Linked DNA regions of Homo sapiens: region 2 is linked to region 1. Evidence: chromatin loops called from intact Hi-C (ENCODE). Cell type or tissue: prostate gland. All regions are shown on one strand. Each heading gives the region's core, and the rest is flanking DNA. Links, peaks and the distances in the headings are about the cores only. Region 1 overlaps ELP2 (elongator acetyltransferase complex subunit 2). Region 2 overlaps FHOD3 (formin homology 2 domain containing 3).

Region 1 (10,860 bases), core at 1,159-6,158:
TGCTTCCAAAGGGGTTAAGATGTTTTACCTAAATGGAGGTTTCTAGGTCAGTGCTATACAATATTTCTAATCTGTGTTTTATAGTGTGAGCTACATATGTAATTTTAAAATTTTCAAGTAGCCACATAATAAAGGAAACAGGTGAAATTTAATGACATATTTCCTTTAATACGGTATATCCAAAATATTATTATGTCAACCTATAATCAGTATAAAAACCTGTTACTGAAATATTTTATAGGGCCCATCTCAGTTCAGACTAGCCACATTTAAGTGCTTCATAGCCACATGTGGCTCATGGCCATCCATATTTGGACAATGTACTTTAGACTATTGCATCTGTATACTCTTGTGCCGTCAGCTGGGGGGTGGGGTGTGTGTGCGTGTATACCAAGGCAGTGAGCATCTGAGCTTTGAACCTCAAAGACCAAAATGCCCTGCCCATTTTCCTGCTTATCAGCTGAGGAATCTTTACCCACATTGACACATGGGCTTGTTCTGACCCAAGTGCATGCAGGCTTCCAGAGCAGATTCAGAGGCCTAACTTAGTCCTTTAGCTTTCCTCCCAGCACAGAACTCCCAAGGTTATCTGCAAGTAGGCCTTGCCTAGAGAGACTGAGTTTTCAAGTTGTCAGTTTTCCCAAATTGTCCTCAAGCATCTTCCTCTGGAATCACCTTACTGTTTAGTAAACATTCAGAGGACTTGCTACACATCTGGGCAGTCTGCATTGTAATTCATATGTGTTTACACATTTGTGTCTTCATCTGCTAAAGCACCTTTGAACCATATTGTAATTCATAATATCTGAAGCAATTATTATGAATTGTAGTAATTCATAATATTGAAGCGATTCATAATATCTGAAGCAATCCCCAGATACGGGTTAGGCATGGCCCTGCTCTGAGCAGGATGGCAAAAGTGGCAGTCCGTGACGCAGCCCTTGTTACCCCAGGCTATTACTAAATGGTGGTGGTGGTTTTATCTTAATTAAAATGACATCACCAACAATGGGCCCTTTCCTGTCTGCCAGGAAAAGTTTTCTGTAGTGACGCACGTGTTGTGTGTGTATGTGTGCGTTTGAGGCTATATTACTCATTGCTACGGCAGTTCAAAATGACTTGGAAAAAAACAATGAACGCTGGTCATTGATATGTATACTGACATGTTTGAGGGAAGTTACTGTGGTCTGTAACTTATGAAATACATAAAAAATATGATGGGTGGAGTGACGGACACATGGACAGATATGAAGCAAGCACTGTAAAATATTAGTGGTAGTTTTTGTATGCCCATACTCACGGCACCATTATTCACAGTAGCTAAGAGATGGAAGCAATATGTGCCCATCAGTGGGTGAATGATCAACAAAATGTGGTATATTCATACAGTGGAATATTATTCAGCCTCTAAAAGGAAGATACGCTGACATGTGCTGCAACATGGATGAATCTTGAGGACATGATGCTAAGTGAAGTAAGCCAGTCACTGGAAGACAAATACTCTATGCTTCCATTTATGTGAAGTATCTAGAGCAGTCAAATGCATAGAAACAAGTAGAATGGTAGTTGCCAAGGACTGGGGGAGGAGGAAATGAGGAGTTGTTTAATGGGTATAGTGTTTCAGTTTTGCAAGATAAAAAGTCCTGTGGATTGGTTGCACAGTTAAGTTATGTGAATGCTGTATGCCAACTCAACTGTACACTCTAAAATGGTTAAGATGGTAAATCTTATCTTTATTTTACCACAGTTTTTTTTAAAGCATGGTAAACACCATTTCCCAGGATGTAAATCGGTACTAAAAAAAAAGTGCTCCAAAGTAAGATATATTTGGGAAACACAGGGATAACTAAGGTTAGATAGGTGTTCTTTATTGCAGGAATTCTAAGAGCATTTAACAAATTAATTTACACTGGGAATTTTCAGTGTGGAGGGTCTGGCTCATAGCATTTCACAAACATTATACTTCAGAGTCCCAAAGCCTTTAAATAAAATGTTAATGGTAGAAACTCCTTAAGGGGTGTTCACTGTACAATTCTTTCAACTTTTCTGCATGCTGGGAGTTTTTTTGGTAACAACGTGTTGGGGAAAATGGCCTTGGAATATTTCATTCAAATTGGAGCCAAGCTAACACAAAGCTGTTGCTGCTAGTGGGAACAGCCCTGATGTCCATGTAACAAGCTGCCCTCCCCAACTCCCTCCTTCCTGTTTCTCCCTCCTCGGCACCCACTTCTAGGATTAACAGGCAGGGAGACGGGAGAGCCCAGCTCTGGGTACAGTTGGGCCACAGCAGAAGGAGGGCCAGGGTAGAGGTTTGGGCCTTGGCTCTGATGCTTGAACATAAACACACCTAGTCAGAAGTACATCAGTACAAAGTGGGCCCTACAAAATTATAGGGTCAGAAAACAGGTAAGTGGTTACCAGGGGCTGGGAATGGGGAGAGGAGTGACTACAGAGGGACCTAGATTCTTCAACAAATACATTACAAGAGGAAAAGGGAAGGGAAGGGAAGCCTGGAGATTGAAAGATACTTGAGACGTGTGAATCCAGTGCAATGTATGAACCTTGTTTGCCTCTTGATCTGAACTAGCCAATCAATCTTGTAAAAATGTGCTTAAGGGACAAAGCAAATTTGAACTCTGGCTGGATATTTGATGATATTAAGGAAACAACATTTAAACATATGACAGTGGGGCTATGGTTATGATTGGTTTTGTTTTTTTTTTCTCTAGAGACTGGGTTTTGCAGTGTTACCTAAGCTGGTCTTGAACTCCTGGGCTCAAGCAGTTCTCCCACCTCAGCCTTGGTTTAAGAAAAAAAAAAAAAAAGTTCTCTTGAATCATAATTTCAGTATTTATGGATGAAATCAATTTATGTCTTGGGTTGTTTCATAATGATTGTGTGTGTGTCAAGGACTAGATGGGTTTTAGATGTGTGGATTATTAATGAAGCTGGGCAGTGTTGGGGTGGTCATACTATTCTAATTTTTTAATATACTTAAAATTTCCTTATAAGAATTGTTTAGAAAGAATGAGCATATCCATAAGTTAAATACAAAAATTGTTACATTGTGAGGAGTTCTTCCCCTTCTAGCATGTAGTGGATGGTCCAGTATTAAGGCTCTGCCATGCTTAAACAAGAGACTGGCACTCCAAGGACAATGAGGCTGAGGCCAGAAGAGAGACAGCGTGTTGGATGGCTGCATGTGGTTGGTGGATAGAGGACTCTGAGCCCCACTCTGGTGGACTCAGAGATCTGGGACCCGGGCCGGGCGTGGTGGCTCATGCCTGTAATCCCAGCAATTTGGGAGGCTGAGGCGGGTGGATCACTTGAGGTCAGGAGTTCGAGACCAGCCTGGCCAACATGGTGAAACCCCATCTCTACTAAAAATACAAAAAAAAAAAAAAAATTAGTCGGGCATGGTGGTGGGCGCCTGTAATCCCAGATGTTCCAGAGGCTGAGGCAGGAGAACCGCTTGAACCCAGGAGGAGGAGGAGGTTGCAGTGGGCCGAGATCGAGCCACTGCACTCCAGCCTGGGCAACAGAGTGAGACTCCATCTCAAAAAAAAAAAAAAAAAAAAAAAAAATCTGGGACCCAGTACTGAGTGAAGACACCAGAGTGAAGGAGAGAGGCCATGCTGTGTCCGAGAAGCTCCTACTGGGGTGGAAGGGACAGCTCCACAAAGGCTGCTCTTGCAGGGGCTCTCCTGCAGCAAGGTGCCTGCTGACTGTCCCCAGACTGTCTCCCGACACAGAGGGATGCAAAGGCAGCCTCTTCCTGCTCAGTGGAATAGGGAAATTATATCACCTTTCACTTCCCACTCTCACTTCTGCCCCTGCTACCCTTAGTCTTTGGCTTTTGCTGACATTTTCCCCTCTTATCTTTTCTCCTGACCAAGTTCTAGGTATTTCATAGGGCAGTCTAGGTGAGGGTTGGAACCCCAATGAGTTGGGCAACAGAAACCCAGCTCACACTGGCTGTCACTGTGGGCAAGCTGTTCCCCTCATCTCTAAAAGTGGAGATGAGATTAGTGTATGAGTCTGGCTTCCATTCAACTGTGTGTGAAAAAAAATTGTAAAATTTTCTTTCTGGTTTACGCAAGTTAAAAGTTTATTTCTCTCATATGAAAGGAGTCAAGGCAGACAGACCAGGATGGGGAGGGAGATGTCTACAGGGTCAAGGACCCAGGCTCTTATTTCGCTGTCTGACGTCCTTAGTATGAGGCTTTCACCTTCCAGGATGGCTGCTTGGCCTCCTGCCATGGTCTTTGCGTTCCAGCCAGCAAAGAGGAAGAAGGCATGAAGAAAGGCCTGCCCCTGACTTTAAAAACATTTCTTGGAAGTCCCATACTATTTTGCTTAATCTCCTCGGGCAGAATTTAGTGTTGTGGCCATACCGAGCTTCAGGAGAAGCTGGGAAATTAAATCTTTATTGCAGATGCCCATGTGCTCAGCAGAGAACTGGGGTGCTTCATTCTGGAAGAAAGGGAGAACAACAGTAACCAGTGTGTAGGATTGTTCTGAGAATTAAATGAGCCAATATATGAAAAACACTAGTTTGGTCCCTGGGATATAAATAAGACAGCAGTAATTTGTATCTGGTACTATTATGATTAAATAAAGCTCTGCTCGTGTCAACTCCATAGAGCCTTTGGTAAACCCCTCAAGTATTCTTTTTTGTTTTTCCTCTGAATTCCGGAGTATTTTATTCCAGTTTTGTTTTATGGCACTTGTCACCTTATATCTTCTATTTTTGTGTATGTTTTATGCTGTGTCAGGTAGATGCCTTCTATTGTAAGGAAGTTCATCTCAAACACAAAGGAATTACTGGCTCATATGACTGAGAAAAATTCAGTGGTGGGATAGGCTTCAGGTGCAGTTTGATATGGGCTCTGCCTTCCTTTCTCTAGTTTGCTTAGCTCTGCCCTTTCCATGGCAGCCTTCTTCTTTTGTTATTATTTGAGACTGAGTTTCACTCTTGTTGCCCAGGCTGGAGTGCAGTGGCGTGATCTCGGCTCACTGCAACCTCCAACTCCTGGGTTCAAGTGATTCTCCTGCCTCAGCCCCCTGAATAGCTGGGATTACAGGCACATGCCAACACTCCTGGCTAATTTTTGTATTTTTAGTAGAGACGGGGTTTCACCATGTTGGCCAGGCTAGTCCTGAACTCCTGACCTCAGGTGATCCACCCACCTCAGCTTCCCAAAGTGCTGGGATTACAGGCATGAGCCACTGGGCCTGGCCCGTTATTATTTTTAATAGAGGCAGGGCCTTACTATGTTGCCCAAGCTGGTCTCAAACTCCTGGGCTCAAGCCATCCTCCTGTCTTGGCCTCCCGAAGTGCTGGGATTACAGGCATGAGCCACTGGGCCTGGCCCGTTATTATTTTTAATAGAGACAGGGCCTTACTATGTTGCCCAAGCTGGTCTCAAACTCCTGGGCTCAAGCCATCCTCCTGTCTTGGCCTCCCGAAGTGCTGGGATTATAGGGGTGGGCCACCATGCCTGGCCACATGGCAGCTTTCCCCTGAGGCCGTTCTCCCTCATTGCCGTAAGAGGAATGCAAACAGCCCCTACATTACTTTTTTCCTTGTTAGTATCAAAGGAAATAACTCTTAGCATTAAGTCTCTAACTTTACTCTGACTGGACCATTCCTCAGCTAATCACAGTGGGCAGGGGAAAGCCGCATGTTAAGTGGCTTGGGCCTGCCCATCTGATGTAACAAGCTGTGAGATCACCTGTGCTGGCCTAGAGGCAGAGTAGGTCCCAGTGAGATCACATAGCTGCTCTAACGTGGGGTGGTTCTCCAAAGCAAAATCAGAGGGGCCAATGGATACAGGATGGGCAACCAATGCAAGCCCCCTATACGAACCTGCTAAAGCCTAAACACCTGCGCATCAGATGGTTTTCCTGTTGTCCACAGCATCCCTGAATTCAGCAAATATGTATTGCCACATATTTGCTGAATTCAGGGATGAATGAGTTTGATAATGCTGATGGCTGGTGGAGGAAGTATTCTCAAATGTAATCTGCCAGTCGGTAAATAGAATATCTGAGATTCCTGTCTTGGTGGTTAAAGGGGTAGGGGGCAAAGAGTAGGAGGGAGGTGCTAGCACAGAAGGGACCAAGAAGGGGCTGGCCTGGCCCAGTGGACCTGCTCATGAATGAACATGGGAGAAGCCGAGCCCCCAGGAAGACAGCGCCAGGAAGATTGCTGCTCTGGGCCCTTTGCCCTCTCAGTCCTGTGGTCTACCTAGTATTGGTGGGTTTGGTTGTTTCAAACATTAGATATAATGGAGCCTTGTTCCCAATCATTTCATGATGTTGAACTGCCCTTTTCATTTCTATTCACAGGAAAGGTCTTGTGTCACTCTAGGGGAGGGAGCTTCCTGGGGTTTCTGATCTTTCTTTCCACTGCTCTCAGTTTCTACCAGGGCACTCTGCCAGTCTTTGGAGATAAACTTGCTCCAATGCTATGTCTGTCTCACTGCTTCCTTTGCCAGCCCTCTTCTGACTTCCTAGGTACCAGGATATCCAGGTCTGTGAGCTCTCATTTTTGGAAAAGTGTGCATTTCACTCTAGTAGGAAACACTTAAGTTAATTTCATTATCCAAACCAAATTCAGCCTTCTTGGACATACCTATCCCTATCCTGATATTTGTTGGGAAATTTGATTCCTCGTAATTGCAGCCCCCAACTGTAGGTTGGTGCAAAAGTAATTGCAGTTTTTGCCATTTTGATGCAAAAGCCGCAATTACTTTTGCAGCAACCTAATATCTTCCAGACTAGGAGGCCAAGGTTTTCAGGGGGCTCACCAGTGGGAAAACCTCTACCCTTACTCACCATTTAGGACTTGACCACTATAGTGGAGCTGCCATCCCCACCTGGATAATAGAGCTGTTCCTGCTTAGGCCACTGCATACCACCTACCCAACAAGTTTAACAATCTGTCCTAATTGTTTAACCCTTGTCCTAATAGGCCTTATGGCCTTAGATATTGCCAAGGTGCTCTCTTCTGGCTCTGTCCCCACTTCTCTAACTGAACTTTCCCACCTGTGGCATGAGACAGAGACCCTTTAAGTGCCACTGTCCCCAGGGTTCTGGCCTCTTTCCCTAAACACTTCAGAGCTCCTGAGATGACCTGTCCACAAGCCCCTCACATGACTCAAGTCTCCAACCCCAGACACTCTGTCCCTTTTGAGCCCTGAATCTCCACCGAGATGTCCTGACCGAGTTCCATATTGTCTCCCTATGCCTGAGACTCCCTCTGTCCACTCAGTCTCCCAATCTGACAGCACCAAGTCACCTTGGGCCAGTCCTTCGTCCCATTCATCCCTGAATTTCATCACTTCTGCACGATCTGGGCCTCAGACCAGGCCCTCACTGCTCTTCGCCAGGACTTTTGCCCAGCCTCTGACAGCAGGGCTGCCTGCAACCTCCCCACTCCCACCTCCCCCACTGCTGCCTGGGGTCTAAGCACACCCCGATCCAGCCACTCTCAGGAGGAGACTCTAGGGTGTTCATGTCCCTTTTAGACCAAGGCCAGCTTTCTCCTCTGTACCAGAAAGTCTGACCCCTCTTACTTCTCTCACTCCCCATCACACTTATCCCCACAGAGCTGCAGTCTGTGCTCCAGCTTCATTAAAAGTCCTGCATCTGGAATTCTCTGAGCCTTTTTGCAGCTCTAGACCTTTGAGTATGGAATGCTGCCTTCCTTCCCCCACCTCCTCCTCCAGGACCCTCTGGGCAGGTCTCCCAGCAGCCCCAGGTCTGGGAGGCTCTTTACCCCAAGCCTGGACCTTTGTGGGAAGGACTTTTCTCTAGCGCTCTGCAGCCTGGAGGGGTGACCTGACTATGAACCTATCTCCTTCCTCATCCCAGGAGCCTCTCAGGCACAGAGACTGCCTTGCTGACTGTTGTCTTCTCAGTGCCTACCATGTTTGCAGCAGGGCACAGCTGCCCAGTGAACACTGAATAAATGCCCCTGCCAAAAGCACTAGTAATTTTCAAGTGAATCTTCTAGTGTTTCAAGCCTGGACAGTTGCAAGAGGTTATAGCTGGTTTTCCTGCTCCCAATTCTCACAGGCTCATCCAGTCTGGTCATGGCCATTGGATAGTTCTACCTAAATCACTCATAGGGCACTTTCTAGTTCCAAAGCCTGCCTTTCCTTTGTTTGTCTACCACCAACTCCAAGCCTAACTCTGACAAGCACTCATTCATCTTCTGCTGAGTGAGTGAATGAATGAATGAATGAATGAATACATGAATGAATGCTTTGTATATAGTAGAGATTCTTGCAAGTGGAGCCCATTGCTAGGAGACACTGGGGGTGGGAGTTGTTAACCTGGGAGCAAGGGGATTTCGGGAAGCATCATCAGGAGGTAAGGAATCAGGCTCAGTGAGGTGCACCAGGGACTAAGATTCACACGGGGAGAGATTTAAAGTACAAAATTGAGGGCATCTCACCTGTCTGCCCAACTGGCTCATAGACACATAATTTTTCAAGTTCTTAGGTGAGAAAGGGTTGCAAGTGGGAGTTGGAAGAGCTGTTTTCCTACCTAGCTGTAAACTTTAGGTGCAGAAGCTGGCCTCTGGGGAACTCAGCATGGACCAGCTCAGGTTGCTTGGAAGCTCCAAGGCCAGCAGCTGGACCAGGTGAGAAGTGGCCATGGCAGCCTATAGCACAGGGCCCAGGAGATCACTCCTCCTCCCAGGTCAGACATTCCTTGGTGGGGATAGAGGTTCTGCTTAAGGCAGGGTGAGAGCGAGCAATCTGACTTCTGATAGTCTCTTTCTGGTAGGAGCGGCCCAGGGAATCTTGGTGAAATGCACCTAAGGGTGCCAATTAGAGGCCAAGACTCCCAGTGTTTCTCACATTCCCTACTCCTCCTCCCATCTTGACTGGCTCACTGCTATGGCCCACTTCAAAGGCTTCCTCCTTTGGGCTACCTTCCCTGGATATCTTGCTAGGAAGTAGCCGCTTCCTCTCTTTCAATTCTATACCTGCATCCTGAACCAGTGCTGCCTGGGCACTCAGCCCACATTGCCTTGTGGCTAGTGTAGGTTCATTTTCCTACTCAGCTGTAGGTGCTATCTTCACATCCACCCTCCCAAGCACACAGTGCCCTAGATGGGCATAGCCAACTGCTTTAAAGTATTTCTGGATTAATGGTAGATCCGTGATTTTTAATAACCTTCAGGAGTTCTGCACTGACTTGGCCTATTCCAATCCATCACTAGGCGAGCTTGTCTGAAGCAGCACCCCTGTGGACTGGTGGTTTGTTAGTTGGCTGTAGAACTCCTTGAGGAGAGGTTCTCCTTACATTTCCAGGGAAATGACCTAGGCCCTCCCTCCTCAGAGTGCCATTCGTGAATGGGGCATCAGCATCACCTGGGCTACTTAGAAACACAGAACCTCAAAGAGTCAGAACCTGCCTTTGAATAGGCTCTCTAGGGGATTCATGCAAATGAATGCCTGGAAACCCTGGCCTAGGGGAGACTCTCACCAGGAAGCAGGGCTTTAAAAGGATGGGTGAGGAGTGACACACTGAACAGCTGCTGGGAGGACCAACTCACCCCTCTCAACTTAGATGGGGAAACTGAGGCCCTGGGAACCACGGTGGCTCACACCAGAGAGTTAGCAAAACACACTTCCCTGCCTGGGCTCTGGAGACTGACTTCCCAGGTGCTAGCTTGTCTTCTAGCTGTGTGCCCGTGTGCAAGTTATTCTGCCTCTCTCTGCCTCAGCTTCCCCATCTGTAAGAGCCACCTCCTAGATCTGCATATTTAATCATTGAACGACCAGGACAGGTAAGAGTGTACACAGTGCAGTGCCTGGCACACAGTGAGGCCCTGTAACTAGCTCTTGTTATTAGTGCTGCCCAAAGCCACATTCACAGAAGACAGTCCAGTATCCAAAGTGCCTGCTTGAAGCATGGCCAGAAGGCAAGCAGATGGTGGGGTGGGCAGTGATGTCAATGAGCAAATGCCTGCATCCATCCATCAGTACATTAACTCCTCCTCGAACAACTATGGGTGTTTGTCGAGTAAGGTCCTGGACATTCAGCAGTGAGGGAGAGAGCGGGGGTGGTCAGTGGGCAGAGGCCACTGAGGAATATGGGTACCTGGGCATGGACCCTAGCGCTGCAGTCCACAGACCCCTGGGTCTCCGGCCAGGGGGAAATGAGCTCTTAGTGGCGGGTCTTTCTCTGGCCTGGTATCAGGGGCCTGGGCGGGAGAGCCAGGGCTGCGTGCTGCCTTCCCATGGCTCTCACGCTGGGCACCGGTATGCATCATGCATCAGCAAGGATCCTAGGGCATCTGCGGCCCATACCCTGGGTGGCAGCTGGCCTGGATGCAGCACAGGTTGAGCTCTTGGGGCATAGGCCTCCTTCCCACCTTGTCCCCCCGCTGTATGCCTCCAGGGCCTGTGGGCCGCCTGCACCTGGTCGCCGGCCTTGGGTTCTCCACCGAGCCTGCCTCTGAGTTATCTCCCCTGAGCCCCAGCACCTGCCGCCCATCCGCACTGTCCACCATCCCTGACATTCGATTCCCCCACGAGGCACCTCGCCTGTGCGTGCAGTACCTGTTTTGCTTCCACCCCATTCCCAGCAGCGGGTTCCGCACCTGGGATCGCACGTGAGATTTCCCCCCACCCCCCAACCGCATGCCTGGGCTCTACTACCTGCACCTGCCGCCCCACCCCTGCATCCCGCTCCGCACTTCCCGCGCATAGGTTTGGCCAGGCCCTCCCTATTGAGGCACCTGTTCTCCAAGACAGAGCCGCTGTGTCCCAGGTGCTCTGGGTGCAGGCGCGAGTGGGGATTGAAGGAGGCGCTCTTATTCCACTCTGTCCGGGACAG
Region 2 (16,841 bases), core at 6,549-11,548, 490 kb after region 1:
AATACAACTGTGTCATGTGCTGCCATGGAACAGTCCTATTATTGCATCATCTGCTTTTAGGAGGTTGTGTACAGTGACTGACAGTGCTATAGTAAAGAACAGTCATATTTTAGGAAGCTGGGAAAGTGGAAGCCTTCTGTGCTTCTGTGGTGGCTTCTCCCAGCTTAAGCTCTCTCTTATGGGAATCTCACTTGCTGTGATCCCCTTGAACACCTATCTCCACCATGTTTATGGAGACTTCTCCCTCAGAATTCAGGTTTCTGTTTCCATGCATTTCCTGCCTGTTGGCAGTTACTGTAGTTCTTCCAGTGATGGCCTGCCAGGCTTGCCTTTTGACTACCACCCTGTGTGTAACTTGTGGGTACCTGTGCCTTCTTCATCTTTGTTGCCAATTCCAAGTGGACTGTCTATTCCCTATGAATCCACATGCTTGTGTCTTCCCATTCTTGTCTGCTTTGGCTTTTATCATTTCCTTCCCTGACCTCACTAGTCATCTACATGTGCCTTGAAGTTCTACTTGGGTTTTTGAATGACTGTGTTTTGTGGATATGTGATCTGGGTGTTTTGCTGGATCCCAGATGCTTGCTGGCTGTGTTCTATCACTTGGTCAACCCAATACTTAAAAAAAAATTGTCAGTGGAATTGAGAGCCACATTGTGCAATGGGGTTCTAGTTTTTAAAAAAATTAAATTGGTTGATTAAAGTACATTTTTAAAAAACAAACTTCTCTGAGAAAATCCCAAATAGAATGTAAAATAATGGGATAAAGGACATTGTTTTTCTATGTGACACAGTTAATGGCACCCAGTCCACAAATGCCAGTAGGAAACAAGCAGTACAAATGTGGTCTGATTCCCCACCATTCAAAGATGCTGTGTTCTCCTTGGACTGCGCAGAAGCAGTCTTCCCACTTGCCTGCCACTAGTTCCTGACAGCAGTCTTGTTACAAACAATAAGAGTCCCTGTAAGGCTAAATGTGGTCCTTATTAATTGATTGCGTTACATCCAAAGCACGCAAGAGAAGCACTGGTTCTGTTGATGCAGTAAGTTCAGAGTGGGGTCTGGCTCGCTAATGGTAGGTTCACAAAGTGACTGTGGGCCCTAGGGAACCTGGGCTGTGCTGTGCTGTGGGACTGTGGGTCCTCAGCAGGTACTGGAGATTCTTTCTCCCACACATGTTTTAGATCTGACTTGACTTTTTCCCACCATTCCTACTCCCATCTTTGCCATGGTTTCCAGTTGTCACTTGCTACATTAGTTTTGTACCATTATTGTACAAAGATCACAGAGCAAAAAGGGGTGTGTGTGTATGTGAGAGAGAGAGAGAGAGAGAGAGAGAGAGAGAGAGAGATTGAGATTGAGATTTCTCCTTCAGAAAAATGTATTACTGGGCTGGGCGCAGTAGCTCATGCCTATAATCCCAGCACTTTGGGAGGCTGAGGTGGAAGGATTGCTTGAGACCAGCCCAGGCAACAAAGAGACCCCAGGTGTGGTGGCTTATGCCCATGGTTGCAGCTACTCAGGAGGCAGAGGCAGGAGGATCACTTGAGCCCAGGAGTTGGCAGCTGCTGTGAGCTAAGGTCATGCCACTGCATTCCAGCCTGGGTGACAGAGTGAGACCCTGTCTCAAAAAAGAAAATGTATATTGCTAGATCACTGAATGTTTGTTTTCCTATCTCTTTCCCCATTCCTTCCCTCAAAGCCCAGTAATGAGGACTAAATAAGTTTTATTGTTATAATGGAAGGATACTGAGTTTCCAGTTAATTTTGGAAATTATGTATGTAGGATACACAAGTCTTACATACTCATATATTTCATTCAACAAGTACTTATTGAGTGTATCGATTGAATCAGACACAGTCCCTGACTTCACAGGGCTTACACTTCAGTGGCAGAAGCAGAAGATGAGCAAATCATCTGCAAATAAAGAGTTTCCACTGCAGTGAATGCTGCGAAGAAAATGAACCTTCATAGGAGAGCTGAAAAGAGAGAGGCAATCAAACTGGGGGCCTAGCACAGGTGCTCTGTTGTTGTGGGGGATACCCCTGGCAAAAGGTCTGGGAAACTGAGTCACTAATGTAAGGCAAATTGCTATTTGCTCTGAGATTGGCCTGGTGGGGGGGCAGGGAGGTTAAGAGGGGGATAAGAAAATGGAGCGAGTCCATATCTTTCTTCAAAACAGGGTTTTGCAAATCTGGGAAAGATGGGAGACCATTTGGAATCAATTTAGCATTTAGAGAAGAGGCAAGTGTGCAAAAGAAGAGTGAGTTGGCCTGGAGTGAAGAAGCAGAGAGGAGATGGGAAGGAAGAATGTGCCTTGGTCCTGGCCAGCAAGGCCTGGGAGCCACGTAACACAGGAGATGCTGGTGGCAGTCAGCGCTTTGGGAAGCTTCCAGGAGATTGGCAAATTGTGAAGCCAAACAGGTGGACTTGGGGCTGTGACAGGAGAGGACTGACCTCCTTTGGGCCGGAGGACTCACTTGGTCTTAGATGGAGGGTGGAAATTAAGAGGGAATGAGAGAACTGGCAAGAACTGCTGTATGCCAAAGTCAGGGCCTACAAAGGGGCCAGTGGACAGGCTGAAGCATGACAACAGCCAGGGCCTGGAGGAATGGCTTCATGCTCTAGATATGAGCCAGCACAGTAATGTGAGACTCCATGTGGGACCAGTCTCCACAGCACACTGCGTGAGCCCTGCTATTCCTTCCCATGGCCAAGGAGCTCAGATCTGCACTGAAGCAGTGTGTGCAACAGGCTGGAGAATAGAAAGCAAGAGGGAGACTGAAATCCACATCCAGTCTCTGATGATGGCTGTCTTCAGGATTGTAGCAGTGGTGATGAGAAAAGCTGCCTGTTTCTTGGAGATGCCTCTGGGGCTTGCTGGTTTCATCATGAGAGCTAGGATATGACCCTGAAGCTATGAAGGAAGATTCTTAATTTTTCTTTTTTCAGGGCAAGCAAATGCCTTTTACAACTGGGCATAACTTAGAGTTACCTCTTGTCCTGTATCATTAGACAGGGTGATCCTCAATTTCATAGCCAGGTTGTGAGGACGATCTCATTGCTCAGCATCATTTCAATGCCATTTTATTATTATTTTTGACCTCTAAGTCTTCATATCAAATTATCTACTTGTGAATTAAGTGCTAATTTCAAGTATCAGATATTTTATGAACTTAGTTTTTGCTTTTGTTAATATTTTACCAGAGATGATAATTTACTTTTTAAATAGGAAACATCGAAGGTTTGCATCTTTCGCAAATAAGATTTTACTTAACTTGAACTTACCAAGGGATATTTTTTTAAAACAGCTTTTGCAGTAAAATTGACACGCAAGAAACAGCACATAAGTTTTGGCGTATGTGTACAACAGTGAAACCCTGACCACAATGGAGATAATGTGCATATCCATCACCCCAAAAATCTTCTGCTGCCTCTTTGTGATTATTGCTGCCCTTCCCCATCCCTAAGCAACCACTGATCTGCTTCTTCATTGTAGATTCATTTGCATGTGTGTTTTTAGCATTTTATATAAGTGTAATCAGGCAGTATATACTCTTTGAGGGGAGTTGACTTCTTTCAGTTAGTATAATTGTTTTGATATTCCTTCATGTTGTTGTGTGTTTCAATTTCTTTTGATTGAGTAGTATTCCATTGTGTACATAAACCATAATTTATCTGTTTACCTGTTGATAGACACTTGGGTTGTCTTTGTATGTACATGTGCTTTCATTTCTCTTGGGTAAATATAGTCATTCGTCACTTAATGATGGGGCTATGTTCTGAGAAAAGCAGTGTTGGGCAATTTTGCTATACAAAAATAATAAGGGACTATTCTGAACAATTATATTCCAATAACTTTGACAACTTAGATGAAATGGAAGAATTTCTTGAAAGACAAAAACTACCAAAACTCACAGAAGATGAAATAATCTGTATGAATTAATATAAGATAAACAAAGATAGAGACATTGAATTTGTAGTTGTAAACTTTCCCATGAAGAAAGCTCCAGTCCCAGATGTCCTCCTAGGCTATATGGTATAGCCTGTTACTCCTAGACTGCAAACCTTGCAGCGTGTAACTGTACCAAATACTGTAGGCAGTTGTAACACAGTGAGAAGTATTTCCGTATCTAAACATAGAAAAGGTATGGTAAAAATACAGTATTAAAGAGAAAAAAATGGTACATCTATGTGGGGTACTCACCATGAATGGAGCTTACAGAATTGAAAGCATGAACATTACTGTTCATGCCTAGGACATTACTGTACATCACTGTAGACTTTATAAACACTGTGTACTGAGGCTACACTAACGTTATTAAAAAAGAAAAGTAGTTGTGCTACAATGTTATGATGGCTATAACATCACTAGGTGATAGTACATTTTCAGCTTCATTGTAATCTATGGAACCACTATCTTGTAGAACATTGTTGACTGAAATGTTAAGTAGTGCATGGTTGTTACTAAAAGTAGAATTGCCAAGTTTTATGGCAGGTGGATGTTTAGCTTTTAAGAAATTGCCTGTCTTCCACAATGGCTGTACATGAGTAATGCTCATAAAATGAGGGGAAACATACTCCTTCCTCTTTAGCTTTCTAGAAGAGGCTGCGTAGAATTAGTACTAGCTCTTCCTTAAATATTTCATAGAATTCACCATGAGGACATCTAAGACTGGAGCTTTCTTCAAGGGAAAGTTTAAAACCACAAATTCAATGCCTCTAATAGATATTTATCTTATATTCTTATCAGATCATCCATTTCCTCTTGAGTGAGTTTTAGTAGATTTGTCTTTCAAGAAATTCTTCCATTTCATCTAAGTTGTCAAAGTTATTGGAATGTAATTGTTCAGAATAGTCCCTTATTATTTTTTTTAGTATCTGTAAAATCTGCAGTGATCGTATTTCTCATTCTTAATATTGGTAATTTGTGTCTTCTCTCTCTTCTTTCCAATCAGTCTGGCTAGAGATTTATCAATTTTTTTTTGACCACAAAGAACCAGTTTTTGGTTTCATTTAATTTTTATACTGTTTTTCTGTTTGTTTTATTTTCTTGCTTCTGCTCACTTTGTGTAAAATTTGCTCTTTTTTTCAGTTAGGAGATGAGGTCATTGATTTGAGACTTTTTATCTTTTCTAATATAGGCATTCAGTGTTACAAATTTTCCTCTAAGTATTGCTTTTGCTGCATTCCACAAAGTTTAATATGTTGTGTTTTTATCTTCTCTTAATATGCTTCTTAAGTTCTCTGTCAATTTTTAAAAAGTCTTTACCCCATGGGTTATTTTAAAGTATTTATTTAGCTTATAAGTATTTGTGGATATTCCAACTATCTTTCTGTTACTGATTTCTAATTTAATAAAATTGCGGTCAGAGAACATATGTTGTATGACTTGGATACTTTTAAATTTATTGATATTTGTTTTACAGCCCAGAATAGGATCAACTGTGGCAAATATACTGTGTAAACTTGAAAAGAATATGTATCCTGATGTTTTGGGGTAAAATGTTCTGTAGATGTCTATTTGGTTGATGGTATTGTTCTAGTATTCCGTATCCTTAGTGCTTGTCTGTCTTGTTCTGTTACTGAGAGAGTAATAAACTGCATTCTATAATTTTGATTTTTAAAAATATGTTGCTGTTCTATTAGTTTTCCCTCGTATCTTGAAGCTCTTTTATTAGGTGCATAAATATTTACAATTGTTATATCCTACTGATGGCTTGACTCCTTTCATTTGAAATGACCTTTATACCTGGTAACATACTTGATTCTTAGGTCTACTTTATCTGGTATTAATATAGCCTCAGCTTTAAAAAAAATAGTATTAATATGGTATATCTTTTTTATTATTTGAACATAAATTAGGTTTTATGTTTCTTGTAGGCAATATAGTGTTGAATCTTTTTTTTAATCCAGTCTGATAATCTCTACCTTTTAATTGGAGTGTTTAAACCATTTAATGTGATTATTGATTTGTTTGAGTTTATATTTTTTATTTGTTCCACCTTTTTATTCTTTCTTCCTTTTGGGGGGTTGCATATTCTTGATTAGTTCATTTTCTCTCTTTTGTTGCCTTATTAGCAATAAGTGTATTATTTTAGTGATTGCATTGGGGTTTATAGTATACATTTTAATTTATCATAGTCTACCTTTAAGTGATAGTATGTATTTCATGCATAGCATAACAACCCTGCAACAACACACTTTCATTTTTTTTCTTCCAGCCTTTATGCTACGGTGATCATGGATTTTACCTTTAAAATGTTGTAAACTCCACAATACATTGTTATTATGTCTGCTGTAAACAATTGATTATCTTTTAAATATATTTAAATAATAAAATAAGGCTTATATTTACCTGTGTCATTATCTTTTCTAATTCTTTTTTATTTTTGTGTAAATCAAGATGGCCATGTGGTATTATTTATCTTCTGCCAACATTTCTTTTAGTGCAGGTCTAGATAATGAATTATTCCTGTTTTTATATGTCTGGAAAAAATATTTCACCTTAATTTTTGAAAGACAGTTATTGCTAGGTAAAGAATTATAAGTTGATAGCGTTTTTTTTTCTTTCAGTACTCTAAAGATGTTGCACCACTTTGTTCTACTTTACATTGTTTTTGATGATAAATCTTCTGTTTTTATTTTTATACCTCTGCATGTAACATATCATTTTTTTCCTTTGGCTGCTTTTAAGGTTAACTCTGTCATTGGTTTTTAGCAGTTTGATTTTGATATGCCTTGGTGTAGTTTTTTCATGTTTCTTACGCTTGGGACTTGAGATTCTTGAATCTGTGTGTTTACAGTTTTCATCAAATTGCGAAAAATCTTAGTGCTTATTTCTTTAAAAATGTTTGGTACTTTTTACCTCCCCTTTCTTTTGATAACTCTAATAGCATGTATATTGGGTCATTTGAAGTTTCCACAAAGTTCACTGGTGGTCTGTTGATTTTTTTCATTTTGCTTCATTTTGAATGTGTTTCATTTTGAATAATTATGTTGCTGTGTCTTCAAGTTCGCTAATTATTTTTCTTCTGTGGTGACAATCTACTGTTTCAAGTGGTCTCTTTCTTAATACCTTTCATATTTTAACATGTTAAATATTTTCTCTAGCTTCTTGAATATGTGGACTATAGTCATAACTGTTTTATCATTCTCCCCAACTAATTCTATCATCTGTGTCATTTCTGGATTGGTTTCAAATAATTTACTTTTTTTCTTCTGATTATGGCTTGTATTTTTGTACTTCTTTGCATGCTTGGTCATTTCTTATTGGATGTCATATTTTGTAAATTTTATCTTGCTGGGTGCTGGATGTGTTTGTGTTCTTATAAATATTTTTGAGCTTTGTTCTGGGATGGGCTTAACTCAGAAACAGTTTGATCCTTGCAGGTCTTGCATAATTAGCTTTGTTAGGCAGGACCAGAGCTATGTTTAGTCCAATATATTTCCACTACTGAGGCAAGACACTTGTTAAAACTTTAACCAGTTCCCTCTGAATTATGAAGTTTTTCTCTGTAACTGTTGGGAACAGGCAGTACTCTCTGCCTTATATAATTTCCAGACACTGTTTGCTCTAATTCATTTGGATAGTTCTTTCACTGGCCACAGATTACTTTTTACATGCATATGCTGAACAATCCTCACCTAGTTACTTGAGGGAAACCTTCTGCAGATGTACAGAGGTCTCTCTCTCTCTGTATAGACCCTTTCTGGTATGTTACCCTGCCAGTGTTATCCCCATTGGCCTCTCTAGACTCCCAGCTTTGTCTCCTCTACTCAGGGAGACTTCCAGGCTCTGCCTGGGTTTTCCCTTTATGCACCACAGCCTGCAAATGTTCTCCAATCAGTAAGCTAGGGCAATCATGAGGAACACCTCCTTTGCTTTTCATCTCTCAGGAATCACTGGCCTTCACCATCTGATGGCCAGTTTCTTCAGTGCTGCTGTTTCATAGATTTTTTCTGGTTTTTAGTTGTTTCAGGTACAGGTAAATCTGGTTCCTGTTACTCCAAATGGACTGAAAATGGAAGTCCAAGAGCTTTCCTTTTTTCACCACTGAAATAGACTCCAGTTAGATGTAGAAAGTTGGATGAGTTCAGTGTGCCAACTTTTACTTTATGGGAAACTTTTATTAGAAAAGCTAATTTCTGTAAAGAGAGACAAAAGAAAAAAGCAACACGAAAGTGATAGGTTTCATTGTCCATAAATTTGTCCACTTGCTACAACATGTGTTTTTGTGGCATTGCTCATATCACTGAAGTAGACAACAAAATTCAGTCAGTGTGTATTGATGGCACTCAGACACAGTTGCTGTGGGGGAAGGAGGAGAAGCAGGCGACAGGGACTGCTTCTGATGTGTTCCCAAAGGCAACAAGGGAGTAAGCCGTGCCAGAAACAATGTTCATTCACAAAACAGTGAAGGAACGAACCAATCATTTGTGACGATGTGCCGAAAGGACACATCCAGGAGTCTGGAGAAATAAAGAGCAGTGTCCACTGTGGTCATCAAGGGAGGTGTCTTGAAGAACTTGGGTAGAGAGGAAGTGAGATACCACTAGGCAAAGGAACTAGACTTCTTTGGGAAGCAAGATGGTGAGTGGCTTGATTGGCATGGAGGCCATCTTAGGGGACATTTTAGGGGACAGTGGTATATGAGTTTTGCTAATAGGTCATATTGTAAGATAACTTTAATTGCTTCAACATTTCAGATTTTATTGGAGTCCGCCAATGAAGTGCCAACTTCCTCAGACAGAAATAGAGAAAATATTTTCAAAACCCATCCTGTTTCAGTCAGCTTTTAACTACATAAGAAACCACCAAAACATGGTGGTTTAAAACAACAACCATGCATTTACCTCATGATCTTATGGGTTGGTAATTTTGGCCAGGCTCACCTTGAAAAATTACTCTGGTCTGAGCCGGGTTAACTTGTGTTTGCAGTCAGCCGGTCGTTGATCATCTCATTTGATATCTAGCAATTGTCTGGCTATCAGCTGACTTGATGGGGCAGCTTGGCACCATGCCTCACGGCCCAGCCACCTCGCCCAGACTTGTTCAAATGGCAGTGGTGTAGGGTTCCCAAGGGCAACATGGGAGCAAGCCCCGGCGTGCAGATACTTTTCAAGCCTCTGCTTGAATCGAATCATATTTCTGATTGCTACATTGGCCAAAGCCAATCACACGTTCAGCCTAGATTGAAGGGGATGGAGAGAGACTGCTTTTTCTTTAAAGGAGTTGCTGCAATATTCTGTGTCTATTTTTATAAGAAACTGTGCGTCTGCTAAAGATTTATTGTGCAATAAACAAATAGAAGAGTGACCCGCTGACTGTTGAGTTTAAAGTTACTCACTTTGTTCAAAAAGTAATTGCAGGCTATCTGGCAGACTTAAATTATATTTTGAATGGTTCTTAAGTGTTTTAAAAGTGAAACTAGTGTACTTCCTCTTTTTTTAATCCTTTTCTTCTGGGCTTAGTGCAACTGAAAAATCTAGTATATTTTAATCTCTCCTATTTGTCTTAGCCTTATCTTTATAAAGATTTCCTGTTTTATGTTTAGTCTATTTGCAGGTAATTAGATAAACAAAGTGCCAACTCATCATCGAAAAAGAAAGACTGTCATTGACAGAAAATCTCCCCCTCAGCTTTTGATCATCTGTCTGTGTTGTCTTTGCTCAGCCTGGGCAGTGGGTTTGTTCTGTTAAGAGCCAAGAGACATTCCAAACTACCTAAGATGGAGATTGGGCTAGTTGTCTTGTATCGTTCTTCTGGCAAATCACTTTTCTGTTAAAAAGGCAAGAAGTCAGAAAAAGGAGAGGTTACTGTTTATGCATTAAAAAACCCCATTGTGTTATGGAACAAATGAACTGTTTATTTCCGAATCTAAGAAGTTATTCTCATGATCAAGTATGTAATTTTGGTTCTTTCTGAAACCAGCCCTTTTATTATTCAAGTTTGTATAATGGAAATAATGTTGAATTCCTATGAGAAAAAACAATGTAAGCCATTTACTTTACCTCTCCCTCTCAAAAAAAGTGGGAACCTGAGTAAAGTATTCCTAATCACCACTTAGTAGGTTTTCTGGGTCCCTGACAGTAGTGAACACTCCCAGAGAGCAGGCAGAGGGAGAGGCACAAAGAAATGGCTGGAGACTATGGGTGAACTTAGCCTGGGATCTGGACAGGGGTTCCTCGATCTGTCCTCCACACTCAGCGGGAAGGAGGGAACTGCAGGGCATTCCTGAAGCTAACCCAAGGTCAGGTGGGGAGTGAGTAGCCACAGCTGCCTTAGGACCCCTTTCTTCTGTTGCATCCTGCTCCCTTTCCATTCCATTGCTTCACGGACAGAAATCCCTCTCTGAGATACATATGTCAGAGGGATATATATTAAATATTAGTTTAACACATATATGAGGGATATGTATATCCCTCTGATATATATATTTTGGTTCTTTCTGAAACAAATTCTTTTATTATTCAAGTTTGGATAATGGAAATGCTGAATTCCTATGAGAAAAACAATGTAAGTCATTTACTTTACCTCTCCACCTCACATATGTGTTAAACTAATATTTGGATCTAAAATTTCAGTCTGCCATTGATTTCCACTGTGATTTCAGAGTATATTTTCAAAAGGAAGGAAAGTCAAAAATTCTGATACTGGGTTTAGGGAACTTTCTATTGCTTCTGTGCTGAAATCTGAACAATGAGCCCTGAGTTTTGGTGACACTGAAGCCTTGGCTTTCAAGTTCACCTGACTTACGATGCACCTGTGTTTTCTGTCACAGCCTCAGTGCAGTGACAGCCTCATGACTAGAAAACAGTGCTGAGGGTTGAATCCACATTTATATACCAGGGGATGCAGATCCTCTTCCACCCTCAATTTTGTGACAGGCTTGAGGCCCTTCTTTTAAAAATTTATTTTTATTTTTTTGAGAGACAGGGTCTTGCTCTGTCACCCAGGCTGGAATGCAGTGGCGTGATCATAGCTCACTGTGGCCTTGAACTCCTGGCCTTGAGCAGTCTTCTTGTTTCAGCCTCCCATGGCTCTTCCTGTTCACTGGTGAAGCTGCTTGTCAATTTTGATGCATTTATTCAGCAACTAGGTGTCTGGTTGGACTTTAAATTCCCTTTGTGGTTCTTCTTGCATTCTTAAAATGGAGGTCAGTAAAACTTTTTCTAGTTTCAGTGACTTGCTAAGTGAGAGCTGAAGTTCCTGGAACCCCTGTCACTTGGCTAGGAGAATATGAATACAAATAACGCTAACTGAGACAGTGAGGGGAGCATCTTGGGGCAGCTCCGAGACTTCACATGAAGACAAACATGTAAAGCTGTCACATGCAAGCACGTGCCCCTGGGAGTAAGTTCTGGGATAAGATGTCACAAACTCTTATGCAAAGAAGAGGAAGACTTGAGAATACTCTATGATGCACACTGCTCTGGATTTGACTCTTCCAGTAACATTTTTTTCCTCAAAAAATTGAACTTGAAATGTACTGTTACTTCTGGGGATTTTTGAATGCCAATACTACTTTTTGTTGTCCTGTATTTCCTTTCCCTGGAATCTTAGGGCCCTTTGAGCTCAGTGTCTTCCCAGCGATGGGAGGCTAGGGAAGAACTGCCGTGATTGTCAGCACACTGGGTTGTCAGCCATAGGACAGGCCTCCTGCACACCTAGGGAAGGCTGGCTAATCATGTCCCCACCCTCCATGGCCACCTCCGTGCACCAGAAATCAGGGTAAGCTGGGTGTCCCTGGCCATGCAAGTTCTTAGCTGTGTCCTCTGATGCTCTGCCACTCACATGTCTCAGTCCCTTTCCACGTGGTCTCCTCTGTTCCTTTGCTTCCTGCTGCCACCCCCTTTCTCTCTTCATACAGTTGGCATCTTTTTTTTTTTCTCCCTACAACTTTGGCTCCTTCTCTATTTTATCCTCTCACACTTTGGTCTCATACAGGGCCACCAAGGGCCTCCCCACCTCCAGGCCCTTTTGCTTTTGCTTCTCTCAAATGCACAATCTCTCTCCCAGTGCACAGCCCTGAGACATGACTATGATTAACTCAGCCTTCTGTGCCAGGAGCCTCCTATGCCACTGGATAGCCTGCCTTTTGATGGGGTGCCTTTGGGGCAGGCACCCACCCTGCATTCACTCAGCTGTTGCCAGTGGGAAGGGTCTAGTGCAAAAAACTCCTCTGTAGGTCCTTATCATACCTTAGAGAATAGGCTGGGGGTCTGGGAGCACGGAGACTAGCATATACATATTATTCTGACTTCATGCATCCTGTTTATTCAATCATTAGTTGATTCATCAGACAGTGAGGCTCTTCTATGTGCCAGGGTAGAGATGAATGAGAAAATAGGATCTGACCCCAAAACGTAAGCTGCTAAGAAGACATTATTTGGCTCCTAAAATCATTCTCCTGTATAAACTACCCTATTTTTGGTTGTGTTTCTGAATTCTAGAACTGGATCTAACTATTGATGTTCAGTTAGCTTGGGGTTTCAAAGATATTTGATATACAAGTTAATTATCCACCTAAGAAGGACTTTTATTTATTTAAGAGAAATAGAATGGCTTTAAAATATATATTCAGGACTTACAGAAAATTTTAGATAAATCTAGAAAGTTATAGAGCAATAAAGAGTATCAGATATAACATTGAAACCCTTATCCCTTTGATTTCCCTTCTTCCCCAGAGATGATCACTACACTGAATTTGGTGTTTGTTATTCTCAGATATGGTTTTGTTTTTATGAAATGTACATGTATCACTAGCTTGTAGATTTGCCATACATGTATTTAAACTTCATAGAAATGATAGAATATGGTTTCTTTTCTTCAGTCTACTTTTCACTATCTATATATTTTGCTTTGGGGAATTACCTATGTTCATATCATTCTAGTTATTAATTTTCACAGATGTAGAGTATTCCTTTCTAAAAACAAACTATATTTTGTTTATTTGTAGGTATTTGTATAATTCTAATTAACCACTAGCAAGCAATAAAAACACTGCAACATATAGAATTATTTACCATACATGTCTATCTTCTTTATGCATGCAAAAGTTACTTTCTAGATAAACGTAGAAGTGGAATTGCTAGGTTTTAGGATATATACATCTTCAAATGTATTAAGTGTTTTTTTTTCCAAAATGATTATATTAATTTCGACTTCTAGAAGCAGTGTATGAGTTATTCTGTGCCAATGGGTTAGTGTCATCAGACATTAATTTTTGTCAATCCATAATCTGATAGGTGTGAAACAGTATATCACTGTGGGTTTTGCTTGCATTCCTTTTCCCTGATTTCTAGTGAAGATGAGCATCACTCATATCTGTATTGGCCATTTAAAATGCTCATTACCCTTTGCCCATTTTCCTCTGGGTAGTTTGTCTTTTGCTTACTGATTTGAAGGGGTTCTTTTTGTACAATGTATACTAATCCTTTGTAGTTTATATATGTTACAAGTAGTTTCTCCCAGGTTGTTGCTCTTCTTTATTCTTATGTAGTCTTTCAATGTGCACAAATTTTAAATTTTAATATATGCAAATTTATCAAATCTTTCCTTTTTGGTTGCTCTTTGGTCTAAAAAAACTTCCATATCTTGAGATCTCAATGTTGTAAAGTTTTGTCTTTTACATTTTTCACTTAAACTATCTAGAATTTATTTTTATATTTGGTATAAGGTGGGACTAGTTGTATTTTTTTTTTTTTTAGATGGAGTTTTGCTTCTGTTGCCCAGGCTGGAGTGCAGTGGTGCAATCTATGCTCACTGCAACCTCCACCTCCCAGGTTCAAGTGATCCTTCTGCCTCAGCCAGTAGCTGGGATTACAGGCATGCGCCACCATGCCCAGCTAATTTTGTATTTTTAGTAGAGACAGGCTTCTCCACGTTGGTCAGGCTGGTCTCAAACTCCTGACCGCAGGTGATCCCGCCTCAGCCTCCCAAAGTGCTGGGATTACAGACATGAGCCACCATGCCCAGCCTGTATTTTGTTTTATATGGCTAAAAGTTGTCTCAGCACCATTTGTTAAACAGTCCATCACTTCCCCACAGATGTGTAATAACACATTTGACATGAATCAGGATTCTATCTGTGTATGAGTCTGTGTCATGGCTCACTGTCTCACTCCATTCGTCCATGTTTTCATTTGTGCACCAAGACCACTTTGACGGGCAATCATTGTGGTTTCAGAATGGGCTTCATATTGAATGTGGCCAGTGCTCTGCTTTGTTCTTACTCAAAATTGTCTTGGTTATCCTTAAAACCTCAGGTCCTGTGTAAAAATTTTGGACTCAGCTCATAAAATTTCATGAAAAATCCTTTTGGGATATTGATTTGAAATTGTATTAATTGGAAAAAAAGAATTGGCATCCTGACTGCATTGATTTTTTTCAATACATAAATGTGATATAGCTTTCATTTGGGTCTTTTAATAAGGTTTTATAAAGGTCTTTCATATTATTAGTTAAGTAATTTCATAGTTAGCTTATGATTAACTTGGTAAATTGTTGCTAATGTAAAAATGTAATTGCTATTTCTATGTTTTATATATAGAAACTTTGCTAGACTCTTAATAAAATAACATAGGTTTTCTTGGATTATCTTTATAGATGGTCAGATTATCTGTAAATAGTGATGTTGTATTTCTTTCCTTCCCTTATGCTTTTTACTTTTCTTAGTATTCTGGCTTGGACCACCAGAATAATGTCAAATATAAGCAATGATGGAAACATCCTTATATTATTTTTAACAGTAAACTGTTCTTAATATTTCAGCATTAAGAATGATACTGGCCAGGTATAGTGGCTCATGCCTGTAATCCCAGCACTTTGGGAGGCCAAGGCAGGATTGCTTCAGCCCAAGAGTTCGAGACCAGCTTGAGCAACATGGCAAAACCCCAACTCTACAAAAAACACAAAAATTAAATGGGCATGATGGTGCATGCCTGTGGTCCCAGCTATTCAGGAGGCTGAGGTGGGAGAATCACTTGAGCTCGGGAGGTCAAGGATTCAGTGAGCCATGATCATTCTGGCCTGAGTGACAATGAGACCCTGTCTCAAAAAAAAAAAAAAAAAAAAAAAAGAAGAAAGAAAGAAAGAAAGAAAAAAAGATACTTACTCTAGTTTTTAAAATTTTCCTTGCCAAATACCCACTGTCAGATTAAGAAAGTTTTCTTCTATTACTAAGCATAGTAAAGGGTTTTTTTTTTTAAACAAATGGTTGTTGAATTTAAAGCTTTTTCTGCATTTGCAGAGGTAGCCATGGTTTTTCTCCAATAAACTATTAACGTGGTAAATTGTATTCATTTATACTGTCATCTTACATTACCCTTACATTTGTTGGGCAAACCCAATGTGATTTTGTTTCAGATTTTTGCGTTGGTGTTCATAATTGCAAATAGTATATAAGTTGCCGTCTTCACACTGTTCTTATCTGGCTTTAGTGTCAGAGTAATATGAATCATGTAAAATGGGTTGTGGGAGATTTTTTCTTCTTTATGTTGTCTGAAACTTTCCATATGTCTAACTTGAACTCTTCCTTGAGTAGTAGAAATCACATTAAAAATCTGACTTTCGTGGATTTTTTTTCATGGGTGTGAATATATTTGTAATTAATTAACTCAATTTCTTTTGTTAACAGGGCTATTCAAAATTTCTATTTCTTTCTCAATCAGATTTGGTCAATTATATGTTTTTAGAAAATCATCCATTTCTTTAATTTTTCAAGTGTATTATAAAAATTTCCCCTTATTTTTGTAATGTTTTTTGGTCACTATATCTATAATTGTATTTACCTGTCATTCCTGAATATGCTCATTTATGGCCCTTTTTCTTGAATAATTTTGATGGAACTTGTCTATTAGGTTTTTCACAATTATAAACCAGCTTTTAGTTTTGTTGATTTTTGTCTATACACCTTCGTTTTCCTATTTTATTAGTCTTTGCTCTTTATTTTTTTCCTTTTGCCTTCTTTGAATTTATTCCACTGTTGCCTTTCCAATTGTTGAGCTGATCACTCATTAATTTTTACTCTTTCTTTTCTTCTAATATAAATACTTAAGACAATAAATTTCCTTCTAAATACTACTTTAGAGGTATTCTACAAAACTTCATATTCAGCTTTTTCATTATGGTACCCTTTAAATGTATTCTAATTGTCCATGTTTTTTTTTCTGACCTAAGTTATTAGACATGTTTTAGTTTTTCCAATTATATGGATTTTTTTCAAATTTATCTCCTTGTTATTGATTTTCAATGCAGTTGCATTATGATCAGTAAGGTAGCTCGTGTGAAACCAGTTTGTGGCATTCATTCTTGAGCTTTGTGACACAATTGATGGTCAATTTTTGAGTAGTCCTTATATATTTGAAAGAATATGTTTTCTCCCATTTGGGCACCAGGTTATATACATGTTAATCTATTAGATAAAACTTATTAATTGGGTTAAACAAATCTATTATATGCATAACAGTTTTATCAATTACTGTGCAAGAGGTATTACAAACCTCTTTACTCTGATTGTTGATTAGGTTTGGCTGGATACAGCAGGGAAGAATTCCCACAAAATAATAATAGCTTACAAAAGTTAGAAGTTTGTCTGAACTTATTTTATGAGGAAGATAAATAAACTCTATCTATGCCTTAGTGTCCAGAGCTGATGGAAATAGTTCCATAGTGAGCCTGGAATATTGAATTTGGTTACTCCCTCCCTGTAGCTGCCAGGGATGGTGGTTTCTTCCCTCCATTTTCCCTGCCACCTATGAGTGATAGCCATAGGTGACTCACCTTTTCTAGGGAGAACATCTGTGGGACTCATGGCAGTCTGTAATATGAAAGTCA

Evidence for each region. Hi-C counts contacts between places; a loop is a spot of excess contacts. Peaks named below come from ENCODE experiments on the same cell type or tissue, not always from the same donor. Only the 100,000 strongest peaks of a DNase experiment are listed, where the experiment ranks them.
Region 2: a loop joins it to region 1, with 2.5 times the contacts of the local background. A loop is called at or near these places in 1 of 110 quality-filtered maps.

Annotation. Positions count from the first base shown.
Region 1 is chr18:36,175,918-36,186,777 of GRCh38, forward strand. It overlaps ELP2 (elongator acetyltransferase complex subunit 2), which reads left to right. Exons shown (of 22, transcript NM_018255.4): 22 at 1-4,640. It overlaps COSMOC (cell fate and sterol metabolism associated divergent transcript of MOCOS), which reads right to left. Exons shown (of 2, transcript NR_134605.1): 2 at 4,084-4,473. Among named protein-coding and RNA genes, the nearest start is that of COSMOC, 6.1 kb to the right of the region's middle. RefSeq lists an enhancer at 9,802-10,624. In prostate gland, for the core only: no CTCF peak of the experiment used is centred there; a DNase peak (open chromatin) is centred at 4,254; H3K27ac peaks cover 1,432 bases.
Region 2 is chr18:36,663,465-36,680,305 of GRCh38, forward strand. The region is part of intron 14 of FHOD3 (formin homology 2 domain containing 3); the gene reads left to right. Among named protein-coding and RNA genes, the nearest start is that of TPGS2, 160 kb to the right of the region's middle. RefSeq lists a silencer at 10,828-11,054. In prostate gland, for the core only: no CTCF peak of the experiment used is centred there; a DNase peak (open chromatin) is centred at 9,087; H3K27ac peaks cover 2,810 bases.